Regions from separate parts of the Homo sapiens genome. Here region 2 is linked to region 1. Evidence: chromatin contacts called from ENCODE Hi-C or POLR2A ChIA-PET data. All regions are on one chromosome and are shown on one strand. The core of a region is the stretch at or near the end of the contact, and the rest is flanking DNA. Distances in the headings are between cores, read along the strand shown. Region 1 holds the start of ME2 (malic enzyme 2). Region 2 has its middle 28 kb from the start of CXXC1.

Evidence for each region. Hi-C counts contacts between places; a loop is a spot of excess contacts on that map. ChIA-PET counts read pairs that join two places held with the same protein, here RNA polymerase II (POLR2A). Pooled maps may share reads with other maps.
Region 2: a loop to region 1 is called in a pooled map, with 4 times the contacts of the local background. The contact joins the enhancer-like site here to the promoter of ME2 in region 1. A Hi-C loop is called at or near these places in 1 of 168 maps with a recorded cell type or tissue (CD4-positive, alpha-beta T cell) and 8 of 50 pooled maps. POLR2A ChIA-PET finds 5 or more read pairs at or near these places in 1 of 52 experiments (activated B cell).

What each region holds. Positions count from the first base shown.
Region 1 is chr18:50,876,407-50,884,095 of GRCh38, reverse strand. ME2 (malic enzyme 2) reads right to left here and starts at 4,978. Exons shown (of 16, transcript NM_002396.5): 1 at 4,788-4,978. RefSeq lists a silencer at 4,590-5,149 and an enhancer at 4,688-5,189.
Region 2 is chr18:50,312,156-50,319,844 of GRCh38, reverse strand. It overlaps the pseudogene RNA5SP458. Among named protein-coding and RNA genes, the nearest start is that of CXXC1, 28 kb to the right of the region's middle. Within about 2 kb of position 4,269, at least 3 of the 41 ENCODE cell types and tissues checked have a DNase peak (open chromatin) inside an H3K27ac peak, as active enhancers do.

The sequences.
Region 1 (7,689 bases), core at 3,729-6,228:
TTGGAACTTAGAACACTTACAGACAGAAACAGACAGGTGGGCTTAATATCTGCTGGAGACAAGACAGAACGAGGAAAACACACACCTAACTCCTTATGTTACACAAAGATGACAGAAGGAGAACTATAGGAGTGAGTGAAGTAAAAACAGGAAATAAAAGAAGGTGGGGATTCGAATTTTGAATGACTAAGTAAAATCAAGCTATTTACTGGAGAGTTTCTTTTTTTGTTTTTTAGACAGAGTCTTGCTCTGTCACCCAGGCTGGAGTGTAATGGCACAATCTTGGCTCACTGCAACCTCCACCTCCTAGGTCAAGCAATTCTCCTGCCTCAGCCTCCCGAGTAGCTAGCACTACAGGTGCCCACCACCATGCCCGTTTACTTTTTTGTATTTTTAGTAGAGATGGGGTTTCACCATATTGGCCAGGCTGGTCTCAAACTCCTGATCTCAGGTGATCCGCCCGCCTCGGCCTCCCAAAGTGCTGGGATTACAGGTGTGAGCCACCACACCCAGCAGGAGAGTTTCTTGAATACTGGAATATGCCCGTGGTTTCTTGCCCTGGTATGGTCACTGCCTTGCCCCTTCCATGAGTAAGCACAGACAAAAGAACTACCTCAAACAGGGAAGCAGTGGAACTCACCCTCTGGGTGGTATTTACAAACTGGACTGGGACTAAAGCTGTTAAGACATTGGCTGCTGGAGACTATTCTCCCTGGCCCCCTACCTGGAGGGAGAAGGAAATAGTCAACACCTGAGAAAGACTGTTCACAGGAGACCAAAACCCTAGACACTGTTCACTAGAAAGAGCTCATGACAGGGCAACAAGCACAGGCTTTGCTGTCAGACAGACTGGAGAGTGAATCTGGACTGGACTCAGCTAATTACCAGTTCAGAATCAGTTGTGTCACCCAGGCATTCCTGAATGATCTCTGAATTGGTGTTAGTTTAGGACATGTTTTTGACTGGTCTATGACCAAAGGAGGAAAAACTAACACAATGTAATATAGTTTTTCATAATATTAAATTTATTCTGTTTTTATGTTGTAACTATGACCTTCCTACCTTTGTGGTGGTAAAAATGTCCCTTTTTTAAGGAAAGGATCAGGACAGTAGATTGCAGTAGTTTTTTTGTTTGTTTTTTTGAGATAGAGTCTCAAAAATCACTGTCGCCCAGGCTGGAGTACAGTGGTGTGATCTCAGCTCACTGCAACCTCTGACTTCCAGGTTCAAGCGATTCTCCTGCCTCAGCCTACTGAGTAGCTGGGATTATAGGTGTGTGCTACCATGCCCAGCAAATTTTTGTATTTTTAGTAGAGACGGGGTTTCACCATGTTGGGCAGGCTGGTCTCGAACTCCTGACCTCAAGTGATCCATCCACCTCTGGCTCCCAAAGTGCTGGGATTACAGACATGAACCAATGTGCCTGACCAGATTGCAGTAGTGTTTAAGAAGATTCTCAACCTTGACAGAAATAAAAGTTGGAGATCTTACGTCTGGTCCCAATTGTCCCCCACACATAACAGTTTTTTACTTGTTGGCAAAGTCCAAAAGTCTGGAAGCCATTGACTTAGATGTTTCATTTTTCTCATCAATAAAGTGGGGGAGGGGAAACTTGCAGAATTCTGTGTAGTAATGTTGATATATACATATTATTAATAGTGTCAAGCCTTTAGAGCTTTACAATAGCATCACTATAAAGAGCTTGACTACTTGATTTCAAAGTTTGCTTTAAAAAACCCATACGAAATAGTCTAGCAGAGTGGTCAAAGGGCAAGTTCTGGAGTCAAACTGCCTGGATTTAAATCCCGTGGCGAACACCTGTAATCCCCAGCACTTTGGGAGGCCAAGGTGGGTGGGTTGCTTGAGCTCAAGAGTTCCAGGTCAGCCCGGGCAACATGACAAAACCCCATCTCTACAAAAAATTTAAAAACTAGCTGGGGGTAGTGGCACACACCTGCAGTCCTGGCTACTTCAGAGGCTGAGGCAGGAGGATGGCTTGAGCATGGGAGGTTGAGGTTGCAGTGAACCATAACAGCACCACTGCACTCTAGCCTAGGTAAAAGTGAGACCCTCTCTCAAAAACAAAAACAAAACAAAATAAATCCTGGCTTTGCCATTTGCTAGCTCTGTGATGCTGAGTAAATCACAACCTCCCCAATTTGCATTTTCTCATCAGTAAAATGGGAACGTTAAACTACAAGACCTATTTAATAGGCTATTTTAAGATTTAAATTAGATAATTCATTAAGATGCTTATCACAATGCCCTCTAGGTGCTCTAGAAAGGCTAGTTATCATAAGCATTACTATTAGTAGTTGTAGACTAAGGTGGTCACAAGGTGCCTTCTAAATGCCTGCTTGTTTCTGCATCAACATCTTTTAATGATCAAATTAATATAAGAGGCTATAAGGATAATCATGATTAACATTTATTCAAAATATTTCAAATCAAATCTCAAAGTCAAGAATGAGAATCTGGATGGTATACAAATACAGGCAACATCAAATGTCATCCTAAACAAGTATATACAGAATATATTTTTTATCACTTTTGAAATTTGTACATATTGATCAAAGGAGGTACAATATGCCACCATAAAATCAAAATCGTAACTTTCAAATAAAATAGTTAATTTCTAATAAAAGTTATCTTTTTATAAAGTCAATGTAATTTTTATTTAGTGTGAATTTTGTCCTGTAATATTAATCCTTAGTAAATATAGGTTTTAATGTTATTTGTGTTTTAAAATACGGCTAGTTCACCGGGCATGGTGGCTCACTCCTGTAATCCCAGCACTTTGGGAGGCCGAAGGAGGTGGAGCACTTGAGGTCAGCAGTTCGAGACCAGCCTGAAAAACATGGTGAAACCCTGTCTCTACTCAAAATACACACACACACAAATTAGCCGGGCATGGTGGTGCATGCCTGTAGTCCCAGCTACTCAGAAGGCTGAGGCAGAAGAAGCGCTTGAACGCGGAAGGCAGAAGTTGCAGTGAGTGGAGATCGCAACACTGCACTCCAGCCTGGGCAACAAGAGCAAAACTCCGTCTTAAAGAGAATAAAATATGTCTAGTTTGTCTGAAATTCACCAAAATCAATTAGAGTTTTTAACTTAATATACAGATTATACATACATAGCTGTAAGTTTTTAATTTTACAAAAGAAGTTCCCAAATGGTAAATGGGTTTTTTCCTTTATGAATATTTTGTTTTCATAAATATATTAAAAGACAAAAACATATAAACACCCTCTAAGGGTGTCACCCATAAGCAGTTCTCAGAAATAGCTACTAAGCATAAATATATTATTCTCAAGAGAATATTTCTACAGAAGCATAGCCCAACATTTCCTATTAATGCATGATAAAAGTCATATTAGGAGCTAGGCGCGGTCGCTAACGCCTGTAATCCCAGCACTTTGGAAGGTCAAGGTGGGTAGATCACTTGAGGTCAGGAGTTCGAGACCAGCCTGGCCAATACGGCGAAGCCCCCGTCTCTATTAAAATTACAAAAATTAGCTGCCCTCAGGTGATCCACCCACGTCGGCCTCCCAGAAGTGCTGGAATTACATGCGTGAGCCACCGCGAACGGCCTATATGTATGTTTTTAAAAACAACTGTTTCTCTCATCTAATTTACAGAGTATTTGTAAATTGAAAATCAAAATTATGGGTACAACATCGCAATTAGCTTAACAACATGAGCAATGCTTAAGGAGTATACACGTTTAAGGGAGTGGGGGTGGAGGATGCAGCTATGAAGTTAGACCACTTGAGTTTGAATCTAGGCTTTGTCACGTTAAAACTGTGGTCTTAGGCAAGTTACTTAACCTACCTAAACCTTAGTTTCCTGGTTTGTAAAGTGGAGGCAGTAACAGTATCAACCTCAAAGGGTTATTTTGAGATAATCCGTGTAGAAACTAGCGCTCTGCCTGTCACTAGCAATTAATACATGCTACTATTGTTATCGTTATCAACTGCAACACTAACAGAAATAGCAATGCTATTAACCTCTTTGCTTAGAGGTGATAGCCACAAGCATCAGGAAGGTAAATCCACAGACAGAAGATGATAAAACGTTTTGTAAGAAAGCACGTGTTAATTTGATCACGCTTCTCACCACAAGCAACGTAAATTTTCTAGAATTATCTCTGGAACCAAAAAAGAAAGTCGAAACCTAGGACCACCTAGGTAACACCACATGCAGAGATAGTTATCGCCAGCGTGAAAGAAACACCTGCCAATCCCGGTCCACAGATGGCATTTAATAATAGACGGAATCGGTCCAATCTCAGAACTCTCCAGCCCGCAGCAAGTCTTTTTTTAAAGGGAGGAGCCACACACACAGCCTAACTCCTGCCGTTAACTCGGCCCGACTGAATAAAGGAGATAGGCTTGCCAAAGGGTTTCCAGCCACAGAAGTCCTTTTGTGGAGGGGTGCAGAAAGAGCGAGAAAGAGATGCTGGCGTTTGGAGGCCCAGGGCCTCGCTCCCGGGCGAGAGCGGGGCGCCCAGGCACCAGCCGGCGGAGGAACCTGGAAATCGCGCGCCGGGTAGAGCCGCGGCCGCTGGAACCTGGGTCGCCGCGATGTAGCCGGTCCCTCGCCCTCAGCCCGGACTCCGCAGACCGCTTCCCTTCCCCCAGCCCCCACCGCCAGGCCGGGAACGGCGGGGGCCGCACGCGCGGAGGCCGGAGGCGCGGCAGCGCTGGGCTCTCGGGGCCGGGCCAGGGGAGGCCGGCGCCCGCTCCTCTCCCGGACCCCCGCCCGGGCCCCACCGCGCCGGGCCTTACCAGAGGTCTCGCGCCGCGACAGGTGGTACACCCGGCGGAGAGGCCGCGCCCTGCCGCCCGCCCTGGCGATGCTCAGCTCCCGCGCCGCCCGGCCCTCCCCTTCTGCGAGCCTCCCGGAGCCGCCGTCAGCTCAGGCTCACACTGGCGCGGGCGGCCCCACACGCAGAGGCGGCCCGAAGAGCGGCCGAGAGAGGGGAGGGCGCGAGGAGCCGGCCAGCCGCGGGGCCCGGAAGGCGTGGCCCACGGTGGAGACGGACGGGCTCGCGGGCCAATTGGAGGCAGGAACCGGCCGGAGGGGCGGGCTCCGTCTGGAGGCTTAGCTGCCGGCGCTGGGGTTCCTGTCCTCCGCGCCTTCCTCAACCCAGCTCCTGGAGGTTACGGTTCTGAGGCGGGGCGGGCGGCCTCGTGGACGCGATGCTGAGGATGTGAGAAGTGCAGTGCGGAGGAGGAGGTGGAGCTCCGCCGCTCCATGAAGGAAGCCGGGGCTGGCCGACCGCGCCCCCCAGCACTCCTGGCCCGGGGGTCCCAGTCTCCGAACCCGCGGAGGCCAGGGAAGCTGGGAGTTGGGGTCTGTCCTGCCTGAGCCACAGAGGAAGGGGGAGAACGGGAGGGCAGGAGACGGCAAAGGAAGGAAGAAGAGGACCCAGGAAATGCGAGGCTTCCGCACTTCAGCGACGCTTTCACTTTCCGAGCTGTTTTGTGTGCTTAGGACTTGCTCTTCTGCAGAATTCTTTGCCACTCCTCATGGCTGCTGGCAAGGTTATTGGCCTGCGGTGAATTTACCAATCACCTCCACTGTCACAGTCACCATAAATAGATGCTCAATGTTCTGCCTCAGAAAAGCACCGGAACACTTAATTGTCTTGTCCTTGAAAGCCGCAGGGACCGTGCCTTCCAACATCCCTACCCCCGCCCTCCCAACGGTTGTGACATGGGAGGATATTTCTTCACCCTTATTTCAGAAAATGTTATCACCCAAAACTCTTTACTATAATGAGCTTGTGTACTCTTAAAACAAGGCATGGTAATGACAATTTCAAAAATAAGATGTAAAATATAAAAAAAGAGGCAAGGCAGAATAAAATTAAAAGTGATGGAAATGTAGGATTGAGAAGATGGAGTGGAAGTAGGGAAGAGTGAATTGCTCCCTCCTAAACTCTGACAATTAAATAAAATCTGGGGCAATCGCCCCTCTCTGAACATTGAAGGGTGGGGCCTGTGAGGAGGAAACTCCAGTTAGGTGATAATCCATAGGTGTGGTTGCTATAATAACCACCGCAGGCAAGGAGAGGTTATAAATATGAATGACCTAAAGTAACTCTGCTTGCCAGGAACTTACAAGATGCAGCAGGTTGGATGAAGGAAACTAAACATTACCAGTGTCTTTCTACATAAATGCTTCATTAGTAGAGGTGAAATTCTTTTGTCTTTGAAAGACAGTTGTGGGGGTGTTGGGGGGTAGATGGGGAATGGGGAGATGTTGGTCAAAGGGTAAAAAGTTTCAGGAGTAAGTTTTAGAAATATCGCACAGCATGGTGACTATAGTTCATAATGTATATTTCGCAATGGCTGAAAGAGTAGATTTAAAATATTCTCACCAAAAAGAAATAAGCATGTAAGGTGATGGATATATTAGCCTAATTTGATCATTCCACAATGTATTGAAACATTACATTGTATCCCATTGCATTAAAGTATATACATTTTTTTTCTTTCGAGATGGAGTCTTGCTCTGTCGCCCAGGCTGGAGTGCGGTGGCGTGATCTTGACTCACCGAAACCTCCGCCTTGCAGGTTCAAGCGATTCTTTTGACTTAGCCTCCCAAGTAGCTGGGATTACAGGCACCCGCCACCATGCCTAGCTGATTTTTGTGTTTTTAGTAGAGCCGGGGTTTCTCACCATGTTTCCCAGGCTAGTCTCGAATTTCTGGCCTCAAGTGATCTGCTTGCTTCGGCCTCCCAAAGTGCTGGGATTACAGACATGAGTCACCCGCGCCCGACCATAATTATATACAATTGTTTGTCAATTTAAAGAATTTAAGGACAGTTTGTCCTACATTCGAATAATCCCAGATTGAAAGTTGTAGAGAGCTATCATGGAGGGAACTTATTTTGCTTACATTGAAGTCAATTTATTCCTTATTAAATACCCGCTACTGTCAAGGAGGTAGAAACTGCTGTTTTCTGGTCTGCTCTGACAACAATTTCTTTCCCCTTAGCCACTTACAGTGATTGGTCAAAGGCTTCCTAATGAAAACAGAATTCCATCCTGGCTAACTCAGTGAAACCCCGTCTCTACTAAAAATACAAAAAATTAGCCGGGCTTGGTGGCGGCCGCCTGTAGTCCCAGCTTCTCGGGAGGCTGAGGAAGGAGAATGGTGTGAACCCAGGAGGCGGAGCTTGCAGTGAGCTGAGATCACGCCACTGCACTCCAGCCTGGGCGACAGAGGGAGACTCCATCTCAAAAAAAAAAAGAAAAGAAAAAGAAAACAGAACTAACTTTTTCTGCTACTGTGCACACACAGTCACCACAGAACACAATACTTCACCTTTAGTCACCAAAATGTGTGTGGGTTGCTCTTCACCAACAACCAGTTCTTCAGCTGTGACCTGGTGGGTGTCCTATCATTTAACTCAATTCTGATGCTATCTACCAGGAGATAGTGTCGCATCGCACAGGTTGAGGGCTCAGTCTCACAAGAGTGTCCCCCACTTCAGATGCCAGTCACAAGTCCCAGGTTGCCATTACCCTGTCACTGGGTTATATTAATTTGCTAGGATGGCTCACAAAACTCAAGGAAACACTTTACGTACGTTACAAAGGATGTCATAAAGGACACAGATGAACAGCCAGATGGAAGAGATGCATGGGGCACAGTATGTGGCAAGGGGTGTGGAGCTTC
Region 2 (7,689 bases), core at 3,020-5,519, 560 kb after region 1:
GTGCTTTTCCCATCAGTTTCTTCTATCTGTTTACTTTCATTCGCTCTCTCTAGTGCCTCAAAGTAACTGTTTTAAATATTTCTTCCAGAAATTACAGTTGTTATGTGAAAGAAAATTTGTTCAGTAGGAGTTACTTGGATATTATCAGAAACTGGAAGCCTCTGATACATACATTTTAAAGATACTGGAGTTTTTTTTTTACATTTACCAATTTTTATTATAAAGGATATTATAAAAGATACACACTAAGAGATACATAGAACAAGCTATGTGCGAGAAGAAGTGTGGAGTTTCCATGCTCTCCCCGGTGTGTCACCCTCTGGAGCCTCCACTTATTCAGCCATCCAGATGCTCTCCAAACCCAGTCCTTTTGGGTTTTTATGGAGGCTTTGTTACACAGGTATGATTGATTAGATCCTTGGCCATTGATGATCAATTTAACTTTCATCCTCTCTCCTGTCCTCAGAGGTTGTGAAGTGAGGCACAAAGTCCCAACCCTCTAATCATTAAAATATGCTATTTTTAAATTTTGCTATAATGTCATCAATCCAGTAATCTCTTTTTTGAATGAAAAATGAAAAATGTATTGTTTTTCTCCTCTTGGTCCACGTAATAGTCCCGATTATTTAATATAATAAATGTATTTAATTTCTCTTTTGCTTTATCAGAAAAACTTGCCCTAACAGATTCTTTGATGCAATTTGACTTTGATTTTGCCTGCTTAAATTTTTTAGTACAGATTTTAACTGGCATTTTCCCATCCAAGTTCTAACCAGGCCCAATCCTGCTTACGTTCTGAGATTGGATGAGACTGGGCACACTCAGGTTGGTATGCCATAGAAAACCTGGCGTTTTCTATTTCAGACTTCTGCATCTGCTGCTACTGTGCCTTCTCAGCATACCACATCACCGGTGTTTGTCCATCTTGCACTACTTCCAACTGGCATATGATTTGACCTATTATCTCCTTTATATCTTTAGCCTTTTTTTTCTGAATAAATGTGATAAAGGTATGTGACCTTCAGGAAGGCCTCCAATGCAGATTTTTTTTATAGTATCAGCAAGATCTTATCAAAGTTGTCACACTATAATCCCTCTCTCTGCTTTGCCAACTTCATACCTATTTTTTTCTTTCAAGTGATGATATTCTTTGAATAACTAGTTATTTCTTTCTTCCAGCATGTGTTTGTTTTTCACTCTCAGCTTGATTTGTTGTGCATACTTACACAATTTATCTTTTATATTAGTCATTGTGTTTTTCTATTTCATAATCTTTTTGTGCATATTACCCCATTGTTTGAAAACAATATATTTTTACTTTGTAGTTTCAGTGATCATTTCTTTAAGGTTTTTTATCGTATAATATATTCATTTTGTGCGTTCATGTTGTCACATGTATTCACTTTCCTTCTTTTTACATTCTGTGATAGGAGGTCTAACCAATATCTTTTGGTTCAGAGGGTAACTTTAGTGCGATAAAGCTCATTGTGTAGGTTACTACTTTAACATTTAGTTTTCAACATTATTGAGAAGGCACATCATGGTTATATTTTAGTTCAGACGAATGAAAATATTGGAACCTGATGATTCAATGTCTTACTCTGTTTATGTTGCTATCAAGGAATACCTGAGGTTCAGTAATTTACATAGGAAGGAGGTTTATTTGGCTCACAGTTCTGCAGCCTGTACAAGAAGCATGGCACCAGCATCTGCTTCTGGCAAGGAATTCAGGCTGCTTCCACTCATGGTGGAAGAGGAAGGGGAGCTGGTGTGTGCAGATCACATGGTGGGAAAGGAATTGAGAGAGAGAGGAGGAGGTACCAGGCTCTTCTCTACAACCAGTTCTCATGTGAACTAAAAGTGAGAACTCACTCACTCCTGCAAGAAAGGCACCAAGACATTAAGGGATCTGTCCCCAGCATCCAAGTACCTTTCACCAGGCCCCATCTCCAACACTGGGGATAAAATTTCAACATGAGACTTGGCAGGGCCAAATAAATTATAACATATCCCAACCGGCTTGGTGGCGGGTGCCTGTAATCCCAACTACTCGGGAGACTGAGGCAGGAGAATCGCTTGAACCCGAGGGGCAGAGGTTGCAGTGAGCCGAGATCACACCACTGCACTCCAGCCTGGACAACAGAGCGAGACTCTGTCTCAAAAACAACAACAAAAGAACAAAAAACAAACAAACAAAAAAACATATCCAACCGTAATATTCAATTTCTCTTTGCTTTGTTTTTCATTTATTAATTTGAGTTCAATGCTGCTTTCTCAGGTATTACTGCATAAAGTAGTCCATTATACTGAATATTGTTTTGGCTAATATTTCTTTGCCCAGTTTTATTATCTTTTGAATATCAAAATTCTTTTATGTTAAAATGTTAATATCCTCAATATATTTTCTCTGATCTTGATTTATAATTTTCATAATTTTTTCACCTGGCCCTTCTGAGATCTTATGATCTTGATTCTTTTATTTTGTTCAGTTCCACTCTTAGCATGGCAATTTCATTCTGTAATATGTCCTTTTTGTACAATAGATATTTTTCCTTTTCCTTGCCTTCAGAAATCTCAGAATTCTTAACGTTTTAAGTGGATAATTTCTATTTCTTTCTGCTTGCAAAGTGATGGCTGAAAATTTCATTCTGGTAGTTTTAAAAAATGGCCTCAAACTCTTTGAATCCCTTCCCATCAAGAGGTTGGTCTGTTTCTCTTCACCTTGAATGTTCGTGAGTTTCTGACTGCTTTGACCACTGAGTATAGTAGAAGTGATGCTATGTGACTTCCAATGCTAGCTCATAAGAGGCTATACAGCTTTTGACTTGCTCACACATACACACAGTAGCCCTAAGCCGCCATATAAAACTATGACTACTCCAAAGTCACTATGCTGTGATGAAGTCCAATCTACATTGAGAGGCCATATGTAACTCTTGTCATTGACAGCACACACTTTACTGTGTCATTAAAGCACACACTTTACTGGTCATTATAGCACAGGGACCAGACATAAGTGGAGAAGCAACTAGGTGATTCAGGCCTAAGCCATAGGAGTCATGCCCAGCAATTTGTCTTCCCAGATGAAACTTCAGATTTCCAGTGATTTTAGCACTGTTGTCAAAAATCAATTGACCGTAGATGTATGGGTTTATTTCTGGACTCTCAATTTATTCCATTAATCTATATGTCCAGCCTGATGCCATTACCACACTGTTTTGATACATACAGCTTTTTTTTTTTTTTTTTTTTTGAGACAGAGTCTCATTCTGTTGCCCCGGCTGGAGTGGAGTGGTGCGATCTTGGCTCACTACAGTATCCACCTCCCAGGTTCAAGTGATTCTCCTGCCTCAGCCTCCTGAGTAGCTGGGATTACAGGCACCCGCCATCACACTCAGTAGTTTTTTCTATTTTTAGTAGAGATGGGGTTTCACCATGTTGGCCAGGCTGGTCTTGAACTCCTGACCTCAGGTGATCTGCCCACCTCGTCCTCCCAAAGTGCTGGGATTACAGGCATGAGCCACCACACCCGGCCTGCTAGTACTCTTTTTCTGAGTACTCTTTTCCTCTGCCTTCATGAAAATATCTTTCACATCACTAAAAACAAGGCTGTACTCAGGTTTGTATATAAAAGTATTTTCAAATTAATTAATTAATTGAAACATTTATCAAGTGTTGCATCAATTTACTTAATCTTGAGGGTAATTAATTGCTTGAAAGGAATTATGATGTCTAATGTTTGCATAAAGTCTCTCATTATAGGATCTATTCTTGTTATATAATCAGACCCAGCTAAAGAGAAAGAAGGCAATTATCTCAGAAACTCTGCAGGAAACTTATTAAATGGGCTCATACCAATGAGGCAGGGAACTTAACTTCTGTCTTTTGACAATTTCAATGTACCACACAATTTTAATATTGAGACTACAACAGTGAAACGAATAAACTTGTGAAGAAATAAAGCCACCTGTGGGAACAGATATTTCACAAGGTGCAGCAAAAACTGCCTTAAATGAACAAGCAAATGTTGTTGGTACATGTTCTTCTAGAATAATGACATATACCTAAGTGTGAAAAGGCAATGCTGCAGCAAAAATTTGTGTTTCTCTAGTGTTCCTTCCATTCAGGTAATATAGGGGGAGGAGAGAAGGCTTGCTATGATTAGTTGACTCTATTCTTGCCTAACTGCTTAACACAGTATCTCCGTGTGGTGTCCTTGCTTGAGTACACATGTGTGGTTTCCTCCTGCCAATTTCTGAAAGCATTTGTAAGGTTTCAGTAACCTAGCCCTTAATGTACGAAAAATAATGACCAATTACTTACTGAGCTCCACTGAATAAGTCTACTTATTGCAGACTAAGTGTCTACATTCCTTGTCTCTAATTCTGTCATCAATCTTATAAGACAGAGATTCACCCCATATTACAGATGGGGAAACTGAGGTTCAGAAATGTTGCATTATCAGACCAAGGTTCCACATCTGACAAATGGTAAAGTCAGAATTTGAATGGAGGAGTCAGTTTCCCTGGCTCCAGTGCTTGTGTTTCATCTGTGACGTCATGATGCTGCCGCCCAGCTGCACTCCCAGACATCCCCTCGTTTCACAGACTTTTAATGACTCTCAAATAGTCACTCTTAATTTGAATCTTTTCTGTTCATTCTAGATCTTTAATAATTCTGACTTTGAAAAAAGATTAGGTAAATACACAGCTGCACCACACTTGTCCACCATCTGGAAAAAAAATGCCATGCTCTGAGAAATTTTAACGTAAGATTCTTAACACAGAAACACAATTTAATTGACATAATGAACTTCAAGAATAAAAAGATATTTGTGCAAGCTTTAAAGCAAGAAAGAAAAAATATCATGCACAATAGAAAAATCAGGCTAGTCAAAAATTTCTTCACAGCAATATTTCTGCTCAATATTTTACTTGAAAGACTTCAAACTTGCAGAAAAATGGAATACTGCTACTACATAGAACACCAAGATTTACCAACTAATATTTTCCTCATTTGTTTATCTCTATCTATGTATGGATTAATCACTTTTTTATTTTTGTATTCTCATTTTCTTTGAAAATTTTGTTCTCAACCATTTGAAGTTAGGATGCAAATATCACAACACTTCACATTTTTGTTGAAATGTTTCTACTTATGGGAAGATGAAATGTCCAACCCAAACAATGAATGAAAGATATCTTAAATTCTGACTACCTATAATGTGAGCTGGATGCCAGAGAGGCTCAGAGGTAATTGGAAATTAGAGCATTGGCCTCTTATTTAAACAATATAGGTGAATCAATGTAGGAGCTTTATGGTAGGAAATTTCTCCAATATTTAGTAATAAGAGATTTATAAGACTTGAAAGCATGAGTTAATCTATTTGAAGAAAAAGGAGTACATATCTCAGTCAGAATTCCAGCAAAATGTGCAGATAGTATTTAGGGAAAGCAATAAGCAATAGTAGGTTCCCTACAGTTTGCAACACCAGGGAACTATTACTACATCTAGCCTGGAAGGCAATGTTTATGGAAACCTATTGAGAACAGCTGTATGGGAGAGGGCCATCTGAGAGGAGCTGTGAAATTTGCTAGGGTACTTGGTAACCCATAGAGAATCGACAGGGAAAGATCTGGGACAGTAAGCACCCTCCCTCATTCACTTCCCAGGACAGCAACCACCCTCCCTCATTCACCTCCCAGTCTCTAGGTCTCCTGGTGATCCTCCCCAGTGATTAAACCAGCTGTAAGCCAAAAGTCAAAGGCTACTCATGAAACAGTCCACAAAGGTCAGCCCTCTGAGGCAGAGAGTACGGTGGCAAAAGGTAAACAGTGCATTTGTTGGACAAAAATGAAAGACAAAATTGTTAGACAAAATTATCTGCATATACTTTCTACCTACCATTCCCATTTTGGTAGAATAATTTTTACAACACAGACATAGTTACACACACACAAACAATTGTAACTGAGTACTATATATAGGTTACATAATTATATTTATAATATAAAGCTATTGTAATATAAAACAGTTGTAATACAAATCTGATTATAACATAAATAGACTTTGCTATTTTGAATAGTACTGCAATAAACATAGGAGTACAGGTGTCTTTTTGATAGAATGATTTCTTTTCCTTTGAGTAGATGCCCAGTAGTGGGACTGCTGGGTCAAATGGTAGTTCTATTTTTAGTTCTTGGTAAAATGTCCAATGTGTGGTAAGTAAATACACCAAGACACAAAGAATTGCAGCAGAGAAAGAGGTTTAATCACAAGGCAGCCAAACAAGGAGACTGGAGGAAACCTCAAATCCACCTCCTCAAGGAGTTTAGGATCTAGGGATTTTAAGGGGTTTGGATGGTTAGTGGGCCAAGGTATAAGGATCACTGATTGGTTGAAGAATGAAGGGTGACGTCATGGAACTAAAGAAATTGCATTCTTGCATTGAGTCAGTTCTCCTTTTGGTGTCTTCAGACTGGTGGGCATGAGCTGTCCTGCTAGAATTCAGGATCTGGGCCAGGCATGGTGGCTCATGCCACCATGACAGAGATTCATCCCAGCACTTTTGGAGGCCAAGGCAAGAGGATCTCTTGAAGCCAAGAGTTCAAGAGCAGCCTGGGCAACAGAACAAGATTCTGTTCCTACAAAAATAAAATAAAGTTAGTTGGGTGCGGTGGTAAGCACCTATAGTCCCAGCTACTTGGGAGGCTGAGGTGGAAAGATCACTTGAGCCCAGAAGTTTAGAGGCTGCAGTGAACTGTGATCATGCCACTGTACTCCAGCCTGAGTGACAGAGCAACATCTTGTCTCTAAAAATAATAATAATACAATTTTTAAAAAAGAATTCAGAATCTGAAAATCATCTTGAATGGAAAGTTTCAGACTTCTAATGCTAAAGATGCTATCTATAGGAACAATGAGGAAGTTCATGGTCTGTGTTCTGGCCTACGTGACTTTCGGTTAGTTAGCAATTACAGCGAAGTGGGCCAAAGTGTAGCCTGATTAATGCTTGACTGCCCTTCAGCCCAAAACCTGGCATGTTATTATGAGGATGGTTTCAAGAAGACAGAATGAGAGAGGAAAAACTAAAATGTAAGAATAAAATAAAGCAACTGAGAGAATACTAACGTGAGAATATTAAAAAGAATTTGGAAATGCCAATTTACAGAAATAACAGCCTTAAGAGTGGATACACATCAGTCATACCCTTATATGTTGGTAAAAATATGCATCAGTATATAATACAATGTGTAGAAAAGAACTAGCAAAGCAGACCTGAGACTGCTATTCTTAGAAAGGCCTGCTTGCAAAGTTGGCCCTTGGCTGACATCTGGGAACTTAACTGGTAAACAGGTACCTACACTGATATAAAACTTTCCCTTGGTCGGGCACAGTGGTTCATGCCTGTAATCCTATAACCTTGGGAGGCTGAGGCAGGAGGATTGCTTGACGTCAGAAGTTCAGAAGTTCTAGGCAATATAGCAACACTCCGTCTCTACAAAAATATTTTATAAATTGGTCAGGTGTGGTGGCACACATCTGTAGTCCTAGCTACTATGAGGCTGAGACAGGAGGATTGCTTGAGCCTGGGAGTTTAACGCTGCAGTGAGTTCTGATCAAACCCCTACACTCCAGCCTGGGTGACAGAGCAGGACCCTGCCTCTAAAAAAGTAAAATAAAATAAAA